Regions from separate parts of the Mus musculus genome. Here region 1 is linked to region 2. Evidence: chromatin loops called from intact Hi-C (ENCODE). Cell type or tissue: gastrocnemius. All regions are shown on one strand. Links, peaks and the distances in the headings refer to the core of each region. The heading gives the core; the rest is flanking DNA. Region 1 overlaps Cyp4f18 (cytochrome P450, family 4, subfamily f, polypeptide 18). Region 2 has its middle 7.6 kb from the start of Gm7827.

The links. Hi-C counts contacts between places; a loop is a spot of excess contacts. Peaks named below come from ENCODE experiments on the same cell type or tissue, not always from the same donor. Only the 100,000 strongest peaks of a DNase experiment are listed, where the experiment ranks them.
Region 1: a loop joins it to region 2, with 7 times the contacts of the local background. A loop is called at or near these places in 15 of 42 quality-filtered maps.

Annotation. Positions count from the first base shown.
Region 1 is chr8:71,986,730-71,992,110 of GRCm38, forward strand. Cyp4f18 (cytochrome P450, family 4, subfamily f, polypeptide 18) reads right to left here. Exons shown (of 13, transcript NM_024444.2): 10 at 3,132-3,265; 11 at 2,978-3,042; 12 at 2,331-2,413; 13 at 1,753-2,008. The coding sequence ends at 1,831. Among named protein-coding and RNA genes, the nearest start is that of Gm51535, 15 kb to the right of the region's middle. In gastrocnemius, for the core only: a CTCF peak has its summit at 1,557 (motif pointing left); DNase peaks (open chromatin) are centred at 1,877 and 2,328; H3K4me3 peaks cover 771 bases; H3K27ac peaks cover 180 bases.
Region 2 is chr8:71,130,114-71,135,494 of GRCm38, forward strand. It overlaps a transcript of Gm7827 not described here. Among named protein-coding and RNA genes, the nearest start is that of Gm7827, 7.6 kb to the right of the region's middle. In gastrocnemius, for the core only: no CTCF peak of the experiment used is centred there; a DNase peak (open chromatin) is centred at 2,977.

The DNA.
Region 1 (5,381 bases), core at 258-5,257, 860 kb after region 2:
TGTTCACTTTACATAGCATTGTTGAGCTCAGCTTGTGGTGACACTGCCATTGAGAGAAACTCACCAAAGAACCGCTCCTGAGGTTCCTGTGGCAGCTTGGTGCTTCTGTGGCCTTACCTTAAGCCAGTTGGCAAGCCTGGCGATTTCTTTAGGATTAAACTACAGCTGCCTGGTGTCTGCTTGCTGAAAGGGCTGGACTGTAGCTGGTGGTTTGTGCCTGGTGTCTGCCTGCCGAGAGGACTGGTCTGCAGCTGCTGCTGGGTCATATTTGGTGTTTGCTACTGGACTGAACTGCTGCCCAAGAAGATTAAGCTTGCCCCCAAAGAACTATTGCTGAACAGGTCCACTTCCCCATATTCTAGTAACTTTTCTCTTTCACTCCCTATGCTGGGTGGTGGGCTAAAGGAGAGGTTAAACCCTTATTAAAAATAGGTTGCAAATATTTATGCCTGCGTTCCTTCTTTGCCTGCCTGCACTTACTTGCCAGCACATCTGTTGGAGTGTACTTCATGACTCCAGCTTATAGAGAAGACCAGCTGAAACACCTAGCCTTGTGGGACTGAGCAACAACTAGACTTCCCATTCACAGCTGCCCATTGTTAGGTTAGTTGGACTGTTGTGCCAGGGAAGGGTTGAACTCCCAAAACACAGACATAAGCCGATCACAGCAGGGTCTTTATTCTATTCGAGCTAGCTCAGGCCCCTCCAATGCACCATTGTCACTCAGGAAGGTTTTGGTGGTGGAGGAGCCTTGAATATCTATCGGGGCAAGGCTTAATAGTAAGCAGCAAGGGGGTGGAGTGTGCAAGCATCTAATTGGAAAGCTGCTGTAGCCTTTAACACAATTGGCTGGTGTTGGGAACTATATTATAAACCTAATTTCTGCTTCCCTCTGCATTGGTGATCATTGAGCAGGGAGTGGGCTTGTAACCTGGGGTTGTAGGTTTGTTGGGAGAATAACCTGGAGACGCTGGTCTTGTGGGGATCAGCCTAGAGACTGGAGCTAGGCTCGGGTTTTGTTGGTGGCAGCTTGGAAACTAATGCTAGGTACCAGCCTGTCAGTTGACCTGAGTTGAAACTTAGGTCAGGTTCTCTAAAATGGAGTCTAAACTTAAAAGATTTGGCCTCTCAGGACTACAGACTGTAAGTCATTCCAATAAATCCTCTTAATATATAGAGACATCCCATTGTTTTGTGGCTTTAGAGAATCCTGACTAATTCGCATGCCCAGTTGCTGTAATGCTACATCCTCAAAAGGTAAGGGACTGTGGCGATTTGAATGAGGATGACCCCTAAGCTCATGTCCTTGCTCTCACATTTGGTGGAAATGTTTGGGAAGGGTTAGTAGTCTAGCTATGGTGGCCATTCTTGGTTTTCATTTGACTACATCTGTAATTAACTAAAACCCAAGCTGTTTGGCACATCTCTAAGGCAATTTTCTTGATTAGAACATTTGAGGTGGGAAGAGCCACCTCTAATCTGAGCCACGCTTTCTTGTCTTTTTTTTTTTTTTTTTTTTTTTTAATTCAACCCAGAACCCAAACCTAGTAATGGCGCCACCTACAGTAAGGATTAGGACTGATCATTCCACTTCAGTTGATTTATCCAGATTATCGCTCACAGGTGTACCTTGCCTCCTGAATGACAATATTAATTTTCATGTCCCTTAAATCCCTCTACCACTCAAACACCTTTCATGGCTCCCTGTGGCTCACATGAGGCATGTAACCTGGATGTTTGGTGAGGCTCAGACAAGGTGACAAGAAAATTTTATTCCTGGAAAGGCACAGGTGGGTGGATGGATAGGAGAGTCCCACGCCAGCTCAGAGATCACTGCGCGCCTGCGCTGAGCGGCTCCACTTTCAGCCACAGCCCGCCTTCTGCGCGCAGGATCAGCTCCGGCTTCCTGCGGGGCTCCTTGTCATCCGGCAGAACGCGGAAGCGCAGCAGAGTCAGCGCCAGAGCTACTTTCATCTCGCTCATGGCGAAAGTCTGTCCTATGCAGTTCCTGCAGGAGGGCGGGGTGGGAACTCTGACTGTGCCCAAGACCCTACCCAGGACCAACACAGCACTAGAACCTGGCCCGAGTCTGAGGTTTCTGGGACCACGCAAGGACGTAGACATCCTCAGAGCCAAGCCTTGATCAATAGCCGAAAAGGCCAGGGCGGGATTCTGAGCACAGAGGACTCTTCACCTTCCCCTCCCTGGTTCCCAAACCTTTGCACAATTCTGTGCAGGGAGGTAGGGAGGAAACGCTAACCTCCAAAAAACCCCAACTCCCCCGTCCTCACAGTCAGCCCGAGGCCCCTGCCCCTCAGTCCTAGCCTCACCTGGGCCCAGCCGAGAAGGGAATAAAAGCCAGGGGTGACCTGCCCTTGACGTTGTCGGCATCAAAGCGGAAGGGGTCATAGACCTGCAGGGGACATGGAATCATGGCGGGTGAGAACCAATTGCCAGCGTAGCCAAGAGCAGAGTCCTCAGTGTGCATGGAAGGTCAGAGTTGATTTATCTACCTCCTGGGATGCAATGAGGAGTAGTCGTAAACCCTGGATTCCATCCCAGCACCAGCATAAAACTGATGGCTGCAAACCTGTCAGCAGCAGGAGGCAGGAGGATCAAGGGTTCTGGGTCAACTCCTGTGTAAGGACTTCCAGGCTAGCCTGGGATACCTGACACCCTGCTTCATAAAACCCATGACTGGGGCTGGGGAGGTAGCTAAGTTGAAAGAGCAATTACCTAGCAGGCACAAAGCCCTGGATCCCATCCCAGGCACCACATAAACCAGGCGTGGTTCTGCACACCTCTCATCCCAACACTGAGGGGGTGGAAGCAGGAGGATCAGAAGTTTATGGTTATCCTTGGCTACAGGTTAAGTTGAAGCCAGCCTGAGCTACATGAGACCTTAGCCAACAAACAAACAAAAAGACCGTCCTCTTGAGAATCCCAGCCTATAACAAAGAATTAAGAGGGACAGCACCTCCGGGTCTGGCCACACAGCTGGATTGTGATGTGTCCCGAAAATACTTATTCGGCTTATGACACCTGTGGGGGAAATGAAGCAATGAAGAACTGCTGCAACCTGGATCCACTGTCTGCCCAGAACCTTCCCTCCTCCCTGATGTTTCGGGCACCTTTAGGGATGACCCGACCATCTGGGAGCACAATGTCCTGAGTGCAGCATCGGGAGATTGCAGTGACGGGAGGATGCAGCCGTAGGCTCTCCTTAATGCACATGGTGAGGAATGGCAGCTGGGCCAGGTCGTCCCTGAGGGGGGGGGGAATAGTTAACCAGATCAAAAATGAGAGAACTTCAACTCCTCTGTGACCCAGTGAAACCTCCCTGTTTTAAGTGCTAAGATGGATGAAGTACATGAGAATTGGAAAAACACAGGCTGACCAAATGGTTCAGAGAGGAAAATCAGCTGTCAGTAAGTCTGAAAATGAGTTCAATCTCCAAGAGAGACATTAATTAATTAATTAATTAATTAATTAATTAATGTAATTTAAAAACAAAAACAGAAACAGAATTCCCAACAATGGAAAGACAGAGACAGGAGGATTATGAGTTCCAGTCCAGCCACAATGGTACTCTTGTCTGAAAAAAAAAAATTCATTATTAATTAATAGTTGGTTAGCTTACTGACTAATAGTTTAATTGTGTCATTCTTAATGACTAACTTATTAATTAATCGAAAGCTTTTTAAATCAGATAATTAAGAGTACCAAAGAAAGGTTAGCCAGGCGACTTTAAAATGTTTATCCTGAGGAAACAAAAATGTAATGCCAATGGTATAAAAGTTAACAAATGGTCAGGACAGCTGGCTCAGTGTTTAAGAGGACCCGAGTTCAATTCCCAGAAACTACAGGCAGCTCACAACTGCCCCGTACACTAACTCTATAGGCTCTGACTCACTCTTCCGACCTCTGCAGACTCTGCACTCACATACAAATACTCCCACACATACACATATATAATTTTAAAATAAAAATAAATGTTAATTTAACAAGTTGCATAAAAATTATTCATTCTGGGAAAAAAAAAAGAGAAAGAAACCAAAATACAAAACAGTAGAAAGAAGATAGCGAGATCTAAAGCTTTGATTTTGTCATCACTGCACTAGAAACACTAGAAATGCAACTAGCCAAGGTGAGGCAAAGGAAGGAAGGAATGCCGCTTGTGGTGTAAGGGTGAATGTGCCATTTCAACAGAGAGAGGCATTGCAGGTGGTGGTTTTGGTTCTGGTTTGTGTCTTAGTTAGGGTTTTACTGCTGTGAAGAGACACCATGACTAAGGCAACACTTATAAGGACAACATTTCACTGGGGCTTGCTTACAGCTTCATAGGTTCAGTCTGTTATCATTATGGCAGGAAGCATGGCAGCATCCAGACACTATGGCACTGGAGGAGCTGAGAGTTCTACCTCTCATTCTGAAGGCAGCTAGTAGGAAGCTGGGACAAGGGTCTTAAAGCCCATGCCTACAATGACACACTTCCTCCAACGAGGCCACACCTGCTAAGAGTGCCACTCTCTGGGCCAAGCATATTCAAACTACCACAGTTTAGTTTGGTTTTGTGGTACTAAAGATCTAGCCTGTGGCCTTGTATATTCTAGGTGAGTAGTCTACCACCAAGCCACATATACAGCCCTAGGCAGAATCGATGGGAAAACATTAATAACTAATGAGTGAATGATGTAGCTTTAATCTGTCTTCTTTTGGTATGTTGTGATTATTTAAAATTTTAGGACCTGATGCTGCTAAATCTGCAGCTGAAAAACTCCAGAACACACCACTCACTCTGATGACCCAGCATCACATCTTCCTAAAGACTGCCTAGCTGCTAGCTTTTTGTTTCTTTGTTTATGTATCCCTCTGTGATGGTTTGTCTATGCTCGACCCAGGGAGGGGCACTATTTGAAGGTGTGGCCCTGTTGGAGGTGTGTCATTTGTGGGTGTGGGCTTTAAGACCCTCATCCTAGCTGCCTGGAAGCCAGTATTCTTCTAGCAACCTTCAGATGAAGATGTAGAACTCTCAGCCTCTCCTGTGCCACGCCTGCCTTGATGATAATGGATTAAACCTCTGAAGATGTAAGCCAGCCCCAATTAAATGTTGTCCTTATAAGAGTTGCCTTGGACATGATATCTGTTCATAGTAGTAAAACCCTTTAAGACACCCCCTACGGATGCCTCTTTGATTGTTTTGGTTTTTACAAGTTTTAAATTGTGTATGTGTGCCTGTGTGTGTGAGTATATACATGTGTACACATATTTCTGTGCAGGGGCCCAAGGAAGCAGGTAACATCGAATCCTTGGGAGCTAGAGTTATAGGCAATTGTGAACAACTCAACATGGGTTCTGGGAACTAAAGCAGGATCCTCTGC
Region 2 (5,381 bases), core at 211-5,210:
CATGGAGGACTGTTGTGATGAGTGAAACTATACTCTCTTTCTCAGGGCAGGCCTGAGGTTACATACCTTTTGCAGTGAGTAGTGTCTGGGAAGGAGAGCTTAATTGGCTATGCTCTTCAGGCCTTTAGGAACCTCATTAAAATGGTCTTGAGGAGAGGCCTCCTAGGTGTCTAGGATCCTGTTGTCTAGGAGCGTGGCAAAGCACCTACTGTTCCTTGCAGAGTTATCTGCTGTGTCTCTGGGGTTTTTAACCTAGCTCAATCAGAAACTAGGCTGCCTTTCATGGTCCCACATTAGTTGATTCTGTTGTTCTTCGTGTGAAGTTCCTATCCCCTTAGGCACTGCCACCCTTCTTATTTTTCCACAAGAGTCTCCAAGTTCCATCTAATGTTTAGCTGTGGGTGTCTACATCTATTTAAGTCATTGCTGGGTGGATTCTCTCATAGGAAAGTATGTACCAGTATGTGTCTATGAGCATAACAGGGTATCATTAATAGTGTCAGGGACTGTTGCTTGCCCATGGGATGGGTCTCAAGTTTGGTGGGGTTTTGGTTGGCCATTCCCTTAGTCTCTACTCCATCCCCTATTCCTGCATTTCTTTAGACAGGAAAAGTTTTGGGTTAAAAGTTTTGTGGGTGGGTTAATGTCACTATTGCTCCACTGGGGTTCCTGCCTAGCCAGAAGAGGAAGCCTCCCCAGGCTCCATATCGCCAATGCTGAGTCACAGCTAAGCACACCCACAGTGATACTTGTGTGAATCCCCTATCCTATGTCTCCGTCTCTTCCTAAAGTTGCCCCCTCCTTACCATCCCTGTCAGTTGCAGATTTCCATTCATTATCATGGACCCCCCTCCTCCCCACACCAGACAATGAACCCACCTCTCCATCCCTATCTCCTTTCTCATGCAGTTCTCTCCCTCCATCTGCATCCCATGACCATTCAATAGAATCAAACATCCTTTCTTGTGCCCTTCTTCCTATCCAGCCTTCTTGGGTCTGTTGAGTGTAGCATGGGCACACTGTACTTTATGGAATGCATTCTGAGAGGGGAGAGGTTATACTTAGGCTCTTTTTTACTGAGCCTCACTGGATCATTTACCTGCTTTAGGGTCCTGGGCACCTAGACATACGTACTTTAAGACATCAGCTCCCAGGCCTTCTATAAGGAAAACAAAACAAAAAATTCAGTTAGTTTATAAATACTTTCCCATTGTCTCTTTTGAAGAACTGTATTGGATATTTTAACATGACTTAGTTAAAGAAACTACATACATTTTACTTCATTGTATATGCTTAACTTTTGTAGCTTTATATAGAGGAGTATTTTGCTGCTGTTTGTTTTCTATGCACTGTATGCTAGAATTGAGTGAGAAATGCCCTGGAACAGGAGTTATGGACAGTTGTGAGCTGCCATGTGGTGCTAGCACTCAAAACTGAGTGCACTACAAACAAAACTAGAGCTCTTAACTGCTAAGCCATCTCTCCATAATATTCATGTTAATTATACTATGTTATATATAATACGGAAAAATTTATCATAAGATCTATTGTCAACTTTAATGCAAAGACATCACCAAGAATTATTAGTTCAATATCTCCTGTGTTGGCTAATGGACCAAACAAAGACATTTTGAACTGTCACCGTGACCCTGCTCCCCCATACTCACCTTGTGCACATGTGGTGTATGCATTGATACACCTGTGAAGGACAGAGACTGACACTGTCATCCTCTCATTTTCCCGTGTCCCACACATGCGGAGCCTAGTGTGTGGTGGTCAGAGGACTTGCTGCTTGACAGTTCTCTTCTGCCACATTATGGGTTCTGGGGACAGAACTCAGGCCATCAAGCCTCCCTGTGTGTTCCACCCAGTGGTCCCTCAGTTTTAAAGACATGTTCACTCACCCAAATCCCTGGTGTGTTTGATTTACTCTCTTGAAGCACACTGACTCTCAGACTTGCAGGCAAGTAAGCTTTGGGGATCCCCTTATCCCCACATCTTCACTCAGGTTTTCAGGGCAAGTATTTTACCAATTGAGTTTTACCAACCACCCCTGCCCTTTATTCTTATTTCCTATTCTTATTCTGCACTAGGTTATGAAGGGGAACCAATCACACAACTGTAGATTTTCTGTAGTCCCCTTGCTTCTTGATCATTTTGTAGTTCTAAGGGGCTAATTATTCTTTAAGTTGGAGCTTCATATAGATAATACAAGAATAAATTATAAATTATAGTTTCAAGATATTCTTTTGCTCATTGAATGTTTTCTTTAAAAACACTGAATTGTCCAACTGTAGTTTTTCGTTCTATCAGTCCATTTCTTTCCCACACATAATTTAGATAGCTATAGTGTAGAATATAGATTTTACTATCTCCCCAGATCTTCCTATTCTTATATCTTTATGTTCCTCTTCTCAGTCAAGTTTCATACACTCTATAAATTTAAATTATTAAATGGAACGAGCCATACTCTTTGGAACCCTAGTTTCATTTTGCTTAAAGCCTTTTGAATATCAAGCATGGGAGTTGGATAGTATAGGTTACCACTTTGTAGAGATATTTACCCAATTTTTGTATGAGTCCAGGGGCACACTGATGATTTTATGGCAAAGCATGAGGTCCTGCTTTGCTAACATTTAGCACCTGGATTACCATGGACACTTTATCTATTACCTTAGGAGTGTGTTGTGCTCCTGCTGGTAGTGAGGTATGGAAACACTACTCATGGGCATAAAACAAAAGAAATATGGGAATGAAAAAAATCAAAGTATTGATGACATAGGGTTTAGATTTTCATTTGTTATCAAAAATTTATATAGATTCAAGAGATCTGTAGAATTGCATCTATAGGTCATTCCTATGCAAGACCCAAAGCCTGTCAATCATCCACAGGACACACACAACTTATCAAAATCTGTGCAACAACCCCCAACAGCCTGTTAATTATTCATAGGAAAAGCCCACAGCCTGGCAGTCATCCATAAGAAGTGCCCAAGTCCTGTCAACCATCCACTGGAAACGTCCCCAGCCTCAGTCATCTACAAGCAACTAACAGATGTTATCAATCAAATGGACCTATGTAATATGTGTAGAATATTTCACCCCAAATCAAGAGCTTGTAACTTTTTCTCATCACCTTCTGGAAATTTCTCCAAAATTGACCATATAGTTGGTCACAAAGAAAGCCTCATCAGCTACAAGAAAATTGAAATGACCCCTTGCATCCTATCAGAACACAGTAGGTTAAAGCTGGACTTCAATAACAACAGAAAAACCAGAAAGCCTACACACTCGTGGGAACTGAACAACTCTCTACTCAATGATCTCTGGGTCAAGGAAGAAATAAAGAAATTAAAGACTTTCTACAATTCAATGAAAATGAAAGCACAATATACCTGAAATTTAAGGGGCACAATAAAAGTGCTGCTAAGAGGAAAGTTCATAGCACCAATGGCCTCCATAAAGAGATTAGAAAGCCCACATTCCAGAAATTTAAAAGTACGTCTGAAAGCTCTAGTAAAAGAGGCAAACACACACAAAAGGAGTAGACAGCAGGAAACAATCCAAATCAGGACTGAACTCAATCAATTAGACACAAAGAAAACAACACCAAGGATCAACAAAATCAAGAGCTGGTTCTTTGAGAAAATCAACAAGATAGACAAACCCTTAGCCAAACTAAAAGGCATAGAGACAGTATCCAAATAAACAAAATCAGAGGTGATAAAGGAGACATAACAATAGAATATCAGAAAATTCAATGAATTAATAGGTTTTATTGAAAAACCTGTATCCACAAAGTTGGAAAGTCTTAATGAAATGGGCTTTTTTCTTCTAGACACATACCACTTACCAAAGTTAAATCAAAATCAGGTAAACTATTTAAACCGTCTTATACTCCCTGAAGAAGAAAAAGCAGTAACATTCTCACAACCAGCTCTTAACCTCTTGCTCTCTTGCCTCTCTCTTGCTCCTTGTGCCCCCCTCTCTCCCTTCTCCTCTCTCTCCATGTGACCATGACCAGCCTCTATGTCTCTACTTTCTCCTTCTGTCTGCCTTTCTCTGATTCTGCTACCCTCTTAACTCCCCTCCCCATGACCTAAATAAGCTCCATTCTATACTTTAAAAGAAAAAAAAGTCTCATAACTGAAAAGCCCAGGACCAGATGGTTTTAGTGCAGAATTCTACCAGAACTTCCAAGAAGAGCTAATACTCCTCAAACTAGTCCACAAAATAGAAACAGAAGGAACACTGCCAAACTCATGGTATAAGCAACAGTCACCCTGATACCTAAACCAAGAAGCACTGAACAATGAAAGAGAACTTCAGACCAATTCCTTTTATAAACATTGATGCAAAAATACTCAAGAAAAGACTTGCAAAACAAATCCAGCAGCACATTAAAAACATCACCCATCATGATCAAGTAGACTTCATCCAGGGATGCAGGAATGATTCAATACATTGCTAGGGTTTCTTCTCAAAGATAAAAATGTTTTTAAAACAGAGTGATGGGTGCATAATTTTAATGACATACTAAGAAAGCACTACTAGATTGTATACTTTCAAAGAATGAACTTAGTACATAAGTGTATTACATACCTGTAAACCCATTATTATTGAAAGATAAATTATGTTTATTTCATGTGTATGTATATCTTGCCTACATGTATGTGTGTTCACTGTGTGCATGTCTGGGCCTGTGACAATGCAAGAGGATTTGGATAGCCTATAATTGGCTTTGAAGATGGTTGTGAGCTGCCTTGTAGGTGTTATTGTAGGTTGCAGGATTTGTAGCTGACAGATATTGAGGATTTCCTTTGTCCTCCAGTAGCAACAGGTTTCCTTCCAATCTTATGAACTCTGGTTAGTAGGGTGAAGAGTCTAGTTAGACCCAGCTCAACCTATTGCACTGTGATGACAGAAAGGTGACCTTCAGAAATCAGTCCTAACCATCACATTGTGTAGACCATCCAACAGTCTTGGCACTAGCCTGTGCTGATAGTTGAGGCTTTATGTAGGACCCTTTGGTTAATGACTCAACAGGTTGCAACCCATTCCTCTTACTGGAGGTGTAACTTGGTGGCACAGGATGTGTAGTTGGAGCCTTGTCTCCTCTGTCAGTTTTTGGCTCCATAAGGATCCCTTGCGGATAAATCCCATATGGATAAATCCCATACGGATAAATCCCATACGGATAAATGTATAGGAGGCTGCTAGAGTAGCCAATTTCCATATAGCTTTTCAAAGGGCCTTTAGTGTTTGTGGTCCCTCCCCTTATTTCCTACTTTACCTAGGCCTGCATGCCAGGGCTGTGGGTGCTTACATAACCGAAGGAAACTGACCCTCTACATTATCAGGTAGGAATCCCTGGGCAGCCA